2 separate regions of the Homo sapiens genome follow, and region 2 is linked to region 1. A link is an interaction called in ENCODE POLR2A ChIA-PET data of the cell type or tissue named here. Cell type or tissue: PC-9. All regions are shown on one strand.

Region 1 (5,000 bases):
CGCAGAATGGCAAAGAAAAATGCCATTGTTCGAAGCCTCCCGTCTGTGGAAACCCTTGGTTGTACTTCTGTTATCTGCTCAGACAAGACTGGTACACTTACAACAAACCAGATGTCAGTCTGCAGGGTAAGAGGAGTAATTTAGAATATTCCGTGTCGTGGTTCTTTGTTCATCCTACCAATATGCCTTCATGCCATCAAAACTTTTGATTTGTAATTTCATACATTTCTGTGGGCTGTATGTATAGCCTGAGCTTAATTTCTAATATTTGAGAGGATCTAATCATTTAATTCCTAAAACTTTCACAAAATACAGGATATCTGTATGGCTGATATACTTGTATTAGATGTAAGAGAATTAGAGAAATTATATTTTCCTTTAATTAAAAAAAAAAAAAGCCTGGGCGCAGTGGCTCACGCCTGTAATCCCAGCACTTTGAGAGGCCGAGGCGGGTGGATCACCTGAGGTCCGAAGTTTGAGACCAACCTGACCAAAATGGTGAAACCCTGTCTCTACCGAAAAGACAAAAATTAGCTGAGTGGTGGCGTGCACCTGTAGTCCCAGCTACTCGAGAGGCTGAGACAGGAGAATTGCTTGAACCTGGGCAGCGGAGGTTGCAGTGAGCCAAGATCACACCACTGCTCTCAATTCTGGGCGACAAGCAAGACTCCATCTCAAAGAAAAGAAAAGAAAAAAGACAAGGTCTCATTCTGTTGCCCAGGCTAGTGTGCAGTGACACAGCTGTGGCTCACTTACAGCCTCAACCTCCCAGGCTCAAGTCCTCCCACCCCAGCCTCACAAGTAGCTGCAACCACAAGTGCATGCCACCATGCCCCACTAGTTTTTTTATTTTTTTTTGTAGAGGCAGGTTCTCACTATGTCACCAGGCTGGTCTTGAATTCCTGGGCTCAAGTGATCCTCCTGCCTTGGCCTCCCAAAGAGCTGGGATTATAAGCATGAACCACCACACTCAGCCTCCTTTCTAATTTTCCTGATCCTCTGTCTCTAGGTGTATGTTAATAGACAAGTTCTAGAGAAAGCTGCTAGTTAACCTCCCTACCTGAAGTCCTAATTGGTTTTTCTATCACATGTTGAATGAAGCGTGCTTTTTCTCAAAAAGTAGATAGTCATCTCTCTGTATTCATTAGAGATTGGTTCCAGGACCTCCCTCAGATACCAAACTCTGCAGATGCTCAAGTCTCTGAAATGAAATGGTTCAGTACTTGCATATAACCTTGTTCATCCTCCAGTATACTTGAAAACATCTCCAGATTACTTACAGTACCTAACGTAATATTATAAATGATATGTAAATAGTTAAACTGTGTTGTTTAGGGATAGTTAACCTGTGTTGTTTAGGGAATAATGACAAGAAAAAAATGTACATGTTCAGTACAGATGCAGTTATTTTTTCCATCTGCTGTTTAGTTGACCGTGGATGTGGAACCCACAGGTACAGAGGGCTGACTAAAATTGCTTTTAACTTGCTTTATTCTGTGTATTCATCATATATATTTTTGTTTGTTTGTTTGTTCTTGTTTTGAGATGGAGTTTCACTCTTGTTGCCCAGGCTGTAGTGCAATGGCCCGATCTCAGCTCACTACAACCTCCGCCTTCTGGGTTCAAGCAATTCTCCTGCTTCAGCCTCCCAAGTAGCTGGGATTACAGGCATGCGCCCCCACGCCCGGCTAATTTTTTGTATTTTTAGTAGAGATAGGGTTTCTCCATGTTGGTCAGGCTGGTCTCGAACTCGCGACCTCAAGTGATCCACCCGCTTTTGAAAGCCTCCCAAAGTGCTGGGATTATAGGCGTGAGCCCCCGCGCCCGGCCATCCTATATTTTTTGACCATCATTTGATAAAATAAATAATTTAAACCTGCTGTTAGAAAAGTAACAACTGAATAAATAATGCAATAATTATACAGCTGGATTATTTTGTATAATTCACTTTCCTTAGGTTTTGCTTAAACAACTTGGTACAAGTCTATTCCAAAAGGTACACATGACTCATACAGAGTAGACATTTGTCACATATTTTATTCGGCTCATTAATTAGCAAGGGAATCTGTATTTGAGGAAGTGTTCAATATTAGAATATTAGAATAGGGATTGCTAGGTTAGATTACAAAACTAATGTCTTACAGGGAAACCTCATATAACATGAGCATTTATTTAGTAACACAGTGTTACATTTTCCTAGAATGGGCTTGTTAAATAATGCTTCTGTATGATATTGAAAGGGTGTAGTTATCTTGGCCTTTTTGTCAGGTTTTAGATAATTATTTTTAACATCGGAAATTGTTTTATAATCAGTTAAGCCCTGTGAATTTTTATCTTGCCAATTTTAAGCTCATGATGATTTTTTAGATACAGGTTCTCCCTCCCCCGCAAGCTCCTTGTGAAGTCCAAACCCACATTTAGAATTGACAGAACTGGGGTGTTCCAACTTTCAAAGTGGAAAGCTTCTAGGTTTGTCTTAGGTTTCTCCAGGATATTAAGGTGTTTGAGCTACTTAAGTTCTTATTTTTTGGAACCAAAAGGTTGGATGAATTGGCTAAAAGTCAGTTTTGTCATACTGGTTGTTTCAGGAAGAGAAAGGGAATTTTCTTATTTACGATTTTGTGTCTCACTTAGCCTGAAAGCTTTAATTCCTCAGAATAGTCTTTATGTCTGTGAAAGTAAGCCATGTGTAAAGCCATGTGTAAAATTGTAATTTTTAAAATTTCAGTTTCCCAGTTCACTATAATTTTTTTTTGTTCTTTTCTCCCTTGAATGGCTTGGCTTAAAATGTTTTCTTATAATAAAGAAAAAGCCTGCCTGTTCTGAGTGAAGCTCTACCTCACAACAGGAAGCTGGTGCTAATTGGTATTCTGCAGGAGGCTTCTTGCAGTGGTATTGCATAACTGCCCTTGACTTAGGAAGATTTTCATCCTGCATATCCTAAATGGTTGACTTGCTCACAGTCAAAAATGTCTAAGTACATTTAGATTTAGCTAATGTAGATTCAGATTCTGAATGTCTTTTAGAATATTTTGGGCTTTGGTATAGACTCAAAGAATTTCACATTTTTGGCTGGGCACAGTGGTTCACGCCTGTTATTTCAGCACTTTGGGAGGCCGAGGCGGGCGGATCACCTGAGGTCAGGAGTTCGAGACCAGCCTGACTAACATGGTGAAACCTCGTCTCTACTAATATTACAAAAATTAGCTGGGCATGTTGGCAGGCGCCTATAATTTCTTTGGGAGGCTGAGGCAGGAGAATCACTTGAACCCGGGAGGCGGAGGTTGCAGTGAGCCGAGTCGTGCCATTGCAGTCCACCCAGCCTAGGCGACAGAGTGAAACTCCACCTCAAAAAAAAAAAAAAGTTATTTTAAAATAAAGATTAACTAATTTCCTTATTGAATGTGAGATGAATTGCTCTGAAAAGATGTGTTTTTAAAACACAACATAGCTTTGTTGTTGCTGTTATTACGGAGTTTTGCTCTGTCGCCCAGGCTAGAGTGCAGTGGCGCAATCTCAGCCCACTGCAACCTCTGCCTCCCGGGTTCAAGCACTTCTCTCCCTCAACCTCCTGAGTAGCTGGGATTACAGGTGCCCACCACCACGCCCGGCTAATTTGTTATATTTTTAGTAGAGACGGGTTTCACCATCTTTGCCAGGCTGATCTTGAGCTCCTGTCCTCATGATCTACTCACCTTGGCCTCTCAGTGCTGGGATTATAGGCGTGAGCCACCGTGCCCAGCTCAACGTGGCCTGTTTAACTTGAGTTTTACATTTTTTAAATTCCCCTTAGAGAATGATTTGATCAGATTATTAATTGCTCATATTTCAGAGAAAGCACGAGAAAATATAGTTTTGACATCACTTTCTGTAATTTTTTCTTTTTAGAGGAGGTTTTACAAGTTTTCATTTGCAATGAAAACACAAGCCTAAATCTTACTTTTCCAAACTGGGCTTCTGAATTATAATTTGTGAATGCAAATCAAGCAGTGGAAAAATTATCTTTAAGAAAATAGCTTATGTCGCTTTAAAAAATAAAATTAATCCTTTCCTAAGCATGCTTCCATCTGTATTGTCTAGGGAACATCAATTCATTCAGCTCTGCGGGCTCCTTACTGTATACATATAGTTATGCAGCTTCATAGAACATGAGCTATTGCCACAATAAAAATAAGTGGGAAGGAGCAGAGAAGCAGTTTGTCTTATTTTACTCGGGAAATGTTTATGCAACTCTGAAATGTGAGTTTATTCTTCCCAAGCTTTTGTGCTTAGCTCTAAGGCAGGACTACCTAATACCACTCTCACAGCCAGCCATTTGAAATTTGGGATTCTGAGCAATCTAAAGAGTAACTTGTCTCTGGAACTGACCTTTTGCTGACCGGGAGTCCTCATAACTTGGATTTTGTGTGGGTTGTTGTGTCTTTGGTGCCACTGCTGCTCATTCATTCAGCACCTCAGTGATGCTGTTTTTCATACTGTTCGATTGGTCGGGGGTGTGATGGGCGAAGCAGTCTAATATAATTAAGCTAGTTAGGGTAAGGGACAGTACTGCTGATGCTGAGTGAGCCTCAGTGAGTTTTATTAAAGTTGTTTTCGTAAATGAAAGAGGTTGTTTGCCTTTGTCCTAAGCTAACAAAGGTAGTTTATTTGTGTAGCATTTTTTAAAAATCCCTTTTAAATACTCTGATGCGCTCTCCCCCTACAGATGTTCATTCTGGACAGAGTGGAAGGTGATACTTGTTCCCTTAATGAGTTTACCATAACTGGATCAACTTATGCACCTATTGGAGAAGTGTGAGTAACCCTCCTCCTCATTTAAAGGATCTGGTGTGGCAGTTTAGTATTTGTATTGATTTGCAGCATGTCTACAAAGTTAAGACAGCTTTCTGAATGTGGCTCAAGTCAACACTTATTACTAAAGTAGTAAATGTTTTTAAAACAAAAACTTTGAAAGATGAACCAAAGGTTATAATCCAGTCATCTTTTTGCATCTTCTGGGC
Region 2 (5,000 bases), 360 kb before region 1:
TCCAGGTCTTTACTTCATGCCTGCCACGTGCTAGAGATATTACAAGCATAATCTCAGCTTTCATGCAGCTTCCAGTGAAGCAAATGTAGGATAGTCTAAGAAAACGTGGGTTTTTATCTAGGTTTGAATTATTTATAATAAAATTTACTTACAGATTGTGAGTAATTAAAAGGAAATCACACAATATTTAGTGCTATCTGACTCCAAAGCTTATCATCTTGATCATCTTAGTTTACAACTTCCTTAAGGCAATAAAACACACAGACACACAAAACTGTAGATACAGAACACAGAGACACCAAACAAATTGCATAAAACACATTTATTTCATAATACAGTTAAATACTAGTAAGGATAAATTCATTTAATGTAATATTTAATACTGAGTATTATATGAAGTTTTAGTAAAGGGTCTTCTGTGAAAACAGAAATGAGGAGAAAGTCATAAATGAGGGAAGCTGCAATGTCAGAGTCAGGCTTTGGGAAAGCCGCTACCTACACTGGTCAGATTTCAGGTCCTTGAATCAGAGAGATGGAAGCTGGGAAAGGCAAACGCTGTAGGCAAAGCAGGATTCCTGGAAGAGGACTTGAATGTGCAGCTCATGGCCTCAGAGGGTGTTAATCTAAAGACACACACACACACACACACACACACACACACACACACACACACACACACACACACGGAACCAGATGGGAAGCAGGGCAATCTCTGAAAGGTGAGAGCTGAATGATGCCCTTACAGGTTACAAAAAGAAGTTAAGAATCTTGGTTCTGATCCAAAGAGCAATGGGAACAGCTGAGGAGTATACTTTGGTGGTTAAAGTGGAGAGAAGTGCCCCGGTGAGGCTTCATGTGAGAGAACTAGACAAAGAGAAGTCAATCCCAGAGAAGTAGATTTCCCAGGGCCTTGAGGCCTTGGGCCCTTAGGCCTTTCCTAAGGCTGAGGTGGGCAGTCTGGAAGAAAGACACAGGCTAAAGGGAGGTTGTGGCACAGAGCCGGCAAACTCTGAGCACGCACATGGGCCAAGACCACCAGCTTTTAACAGCAGAAATTTAAAAAGCACTGATGAATGGCATGGGATGGGAAAGAGGTTTACAATATGGCTGGATCCAAATGGCAGCCAGTGAATCTATGGGACTCGCCACCATTTCAGCATCAGCATTTACCAGCTCTAGAACCCTACATGGCTAAGTCACCCCAAGAACGCGTGCCCTACTTACTCATGACACTGAGAGGAACTAGGGAACTCTCCTGAGGAGAACAACTGCCTAATGCCAAAGGTGCCATCTGCACTTGTTACATGATAGAGAAAAATGAGATTATCTGAAGCAGAACCAATGAACTGAATATACTGAACTTAATAGTCCTTGTGGTCATCACTGCTGTATACTCAACAGTCTGCTTCTAGTTTAACAAATAAAAGTATGAAATAAAGTCATCAGACGCAATAGGTAACCTGCATTCAGAGTAGGTATCAGCAGGGTGCACTGATTCTCATACTAGAGAAAACCAGTACAGAGAAATACTCACAGATTGAAGTTTCTTCTTAGCAGCTTTTGCCAATTCAGACAAATCCAGGCTGCTAAGAAAACATACAAAGCTAATAAGCAAATAAATAAAGCCAGACTTGTGAACTCTGTAAAGTTTAAGACACCCAAGAGATAAAAATATTAATTACAGTTCATGGACCATGTTAGAACCAAGCATTCTACAGCCCAGTAGAGTCAGTGAGGAGCTCTAAACAGAACAATCTGGTGAAAGTAACTCCTTCTGAAATACCACAATCATGTAAGTGTTAAAGAGGAAAAAAAAATCGTCCACCAACTAAACGACAAAAGCTATTGCCAGGTTACCTTCCAGGCCCTTATGTGAGGAGTCACAATTTTTGAAGTATTAAAAAAAAAGCATGATATAAGAAAATATGTCGGGCTCGATGGCTCCCGCCTATAATCCCAGCACGTTGGGAGGCCGAGGTGGGAGGATCACAAGGTCAGGGTTGTTTTTTTTTTTTTTTTTTTGAGATGGAGTCTCACTCTGTCACCCAGGCTGGAGTGCAGTGGCGCAATCTCAGCTCACTGCAATCTCTGCCACCAGGGTTTAAGCAATTCTCCTGCCTCAGCCTCCAGAGTAGCTGGGATTACAGGCACACGCCACTGTGCCTGGCTAATTTTTGTATTTTTAGTAGAGACAGGGTTTCACCATCTTGGCCAGGCTGGTCTCGAACTCCTGACCTCGTGATCCACCCGCCTCGGCCTCTCAAAGTGCTGGGATTACAGGTGTGAGCCACTGCCCTGGCGAGGTCAGGGGTTTGAGACCAGCCTGGCCAACATGGTGAAACCCCATCTCTACTAAAATTACAAAAAATTAGCCTGGTGTGGTGGCACACACCCATAGTCCCAGCAACTCGGGAGGCGGAGACAGGAGAATTGCTTGAACCTGGGAGGTGGAGGTTGCCCTAAGCCTAGACTGCACCATTGCACTCCAGTCTGGGCGACAGAGCAAGACTCTGTCTCAAAAAAAAAAAAAAAAAAAAAGAAAGAAAAGAAAATACAAGGCCAGATATAGTTGCTCATAGGGAGGCCAGGGCAGGTGGATTGCTTGAGTCCCGGAGTTTGCAACCAGCCTGGGTAACAGAGCAAGACCCTGTCTCTACCAAAGCAAAAAAAAACAAAACAAAACAAAACAAAAAGGGAAGATGTAAAAGATCAGGATGGCAAGATTATATCTGGAATAGCAGTTAGTCATTTCATAAACTCTTGACAGTTTCCGTGCAAAGGTAACTTGCAAAACAAGGGTTTAAGGATCATTCCTGTAGCAATGAACTCATCTGCTCTTATAGACCAGGGGTCAGAAAAATTATGGCCTTCTTTTTGTTCAGTTGAGCTAGGAATGGTTTTTACGTTTTAAAATGTTTGGGGGCAAAAAGAAAAAACAATATTTCATAACGTGAAAACTATTTGAAATTCAAATTTCAGTGTCCAGAAATAAAATTTCACTGGAATAGACACACCCATTCATTTATAGAGTGTCCACAGATGCTTTCATCTACAACAGTAGAGTTAAGCTGTTGCGAAAGCGGCCATATTACCCACAAAGTCTAAAATATTTATTAATTGGCCCTTGAGAAGAAAAGTCTGCCAACCCCTGTCATAGATAATGTAATCTCCTATAATACAGAAGTATTCTGTAAATAAATAAATACAAAATACTGTCACAACTGGCTAAAACAGTGACAATATCACTGGTTTCAATTTTCCTATTAGTAAAATTGCTACTTGTGCTCTTTGAAACTTAAGTTTTATATAGTGGTTTACTTACAGCCGTCTTATTTCCAAATGGTATAGCCATAAAAGAGAAAAATGTATGGGCTTTGTTAAACACAAAATATAATATACTTAAACATAATACAACCAAGGAAATATTAGCGATAGACAAAACTAACTGGTATTTCAATGAGCTTACCTGTCTGCCATTTGAGGTATTATAAAGTGCTGTCCATTTTTGTGATCTGAAACAGAAACCAAGTCAAAGTTTTGTTCATAGAAATGTTGATAAGATCTGTAAAGGAACATCACCATTATTTCCTCAAACTAAGTTTTGCGATTAGTATTTGTGCATAATGACGAGTCATGTTGCTAGACTAGCTAAAAATTCCTGAAGACCCAGCTAGTAGTAAGGCTCATAGCCTTGTTTTTTTCTGGTACAAAGGTCCAGGCATCATTTAGCAGAAACCTATGCTCACCCCAATCACGACGATTAGTTTGCCCTCAGTGTAACTGACGATCTTTGGCCATGGAAAGTGTGCTGAGGGAGCTGAATCAGCTCACAGCAGGTGTCCATCAGCCCACGGTGTGGGACAGTGGATGAGCTCTAGGTCTTGCTCAAATGAATCTATTAGTATAAAACAGCTAGGGCTGGGACAGGTGGCCTTTGCAGATCCAGACAGGGACTCCATCTGCAAGGAAGCTTACTGACTCAGCCCTAATCTAGCTCCTGGAGAACACTGATCCATGTGCCAATGAATAACGCCACTATCAGCACTCCTATGTAGGTTTTTCTTTAACATAAGTCTATCTTTCTTCTGGGTAAAGACCCAGGAGTAGAAATGCTGGGTTATATGGTAAATGTATGTTTAACTTGGTAAGAAACTGCCAGACCTTTTCCCTTGAGTAGCGCTATCACTTTGTTTTCCAAACAGCAATGTGAGAGTTACAGTTGCTTCCTGTCTTTCCCAGCACCTGTACTTTCAGTTTTTGTTTTTAAAAGTTTAATCATTCTAATAGGTATGCTGTGGCATCTCATTGTGCTAATGACTAATCATGCCACGCTTGTCTTCATGTGATTTTTTTTTTTGCCATCCCATATCTTGTCTTTGCCCAGTTTTTATTGGGTTGTTTTCTTACTGTTGAGTTTTAATTTTAATTAATTAACTTATTTATTTATTTGAGACAGAGTTTCACTCTTGTTGCCCAGGCTGGAGTGCAATGGCGCAATCTCGGCTCACCGCAACCTCCGCCTCCTGGGTTCAAGCGATTCTTCTGCCTCAGCTTCCTGAGTAGCTGGGATTACAGGCATGCGCCACCACGCCCAACTAATTTTGTTTTTTCAGTAAAGATGGGGTTTCTCCACGTTGGTCAGGCTGGTCTTGAACTCCTGACCTCAGGTGATCTGCCTGCGTCGGCCTCCCAAAGTGCTGGGATTACAGGTGTGAGCCACTGTGCCCAGCTTATTTATTTATTTTGAGTCAGGGTCTCACTCTGCCCCCCATGGCTGGAGTGCAGTGGCGTGGATCTCGGCTCACTGGCAACCTCCACCTCCTGGGTTCAAGCGATTCTCATGCCTCAGCCACCTGAGTAGCCAGGACTACAGGCGTGCACTGCTACACCCGGCTAATTTTTTTATATTTTTAGTAGAAACAGGGTTTCGCCACATTGCCTAGGCTGGTCTCAAACTCCTGGGCTCAGGTAATCCACCTGCCTAAGCCTCCCAACGTGCT

The links. ChIA-PET counts read pairs that join two places held together with the same protein. Peaks named below come from ENCODE experiments on the same cell type or tissue, not always from the same donor. Only the 100,000 strongest peaks of a DNase experiment are listed, where the experiment ranks them.
Region 2: POLR2A ChIA-PET joins it to region 1 with 9 read pairs; 2 of 35 experiments call an interaction of 5 or more read pairs at or near these places.

Annotation. Positions count from the first base shown.
Region 1 is chr12:110,327,892-110,332,891 of GRCh38, forward strand. ATP2A2 (ATPase sarcoplasmic/endoplasmic reticulum Ca2+ transporting 2) reads left to right here. Exons shown (of 20, transcript NM_170665.4): 8 at 1-126; 9 at 4,706-4,794. Among named protein-coding and RNA genes, the nearest start is that of ATP2A2, 49 kb to the left of the region's middle. In PC-9, no CTCF peak of the experiment used is centred here; no DNase peak of the experiment used is centred here; H3K27ac peaks cover 1,068 bases.
Region 2 is chr12:109,963,992-109,968,991 of GRCh38, forward strand. GIT2 (GIT ArfGAP 2) reads right to left here. Exons shown (of 20, transcript NM_057169.5): 8 at 3,467-3,512; 9 at 1,535-1,586. Among named protein-coding and RNA genes, the nearest start is that of GIT2, 30 kb to the right of the region's middle. In PC-9, no CTCF peak of the experiment used is centred here; DNase peaks (open chromatin) are centred at 2,750 and 3,620; H3K27ac peaks cover 1,790 bases.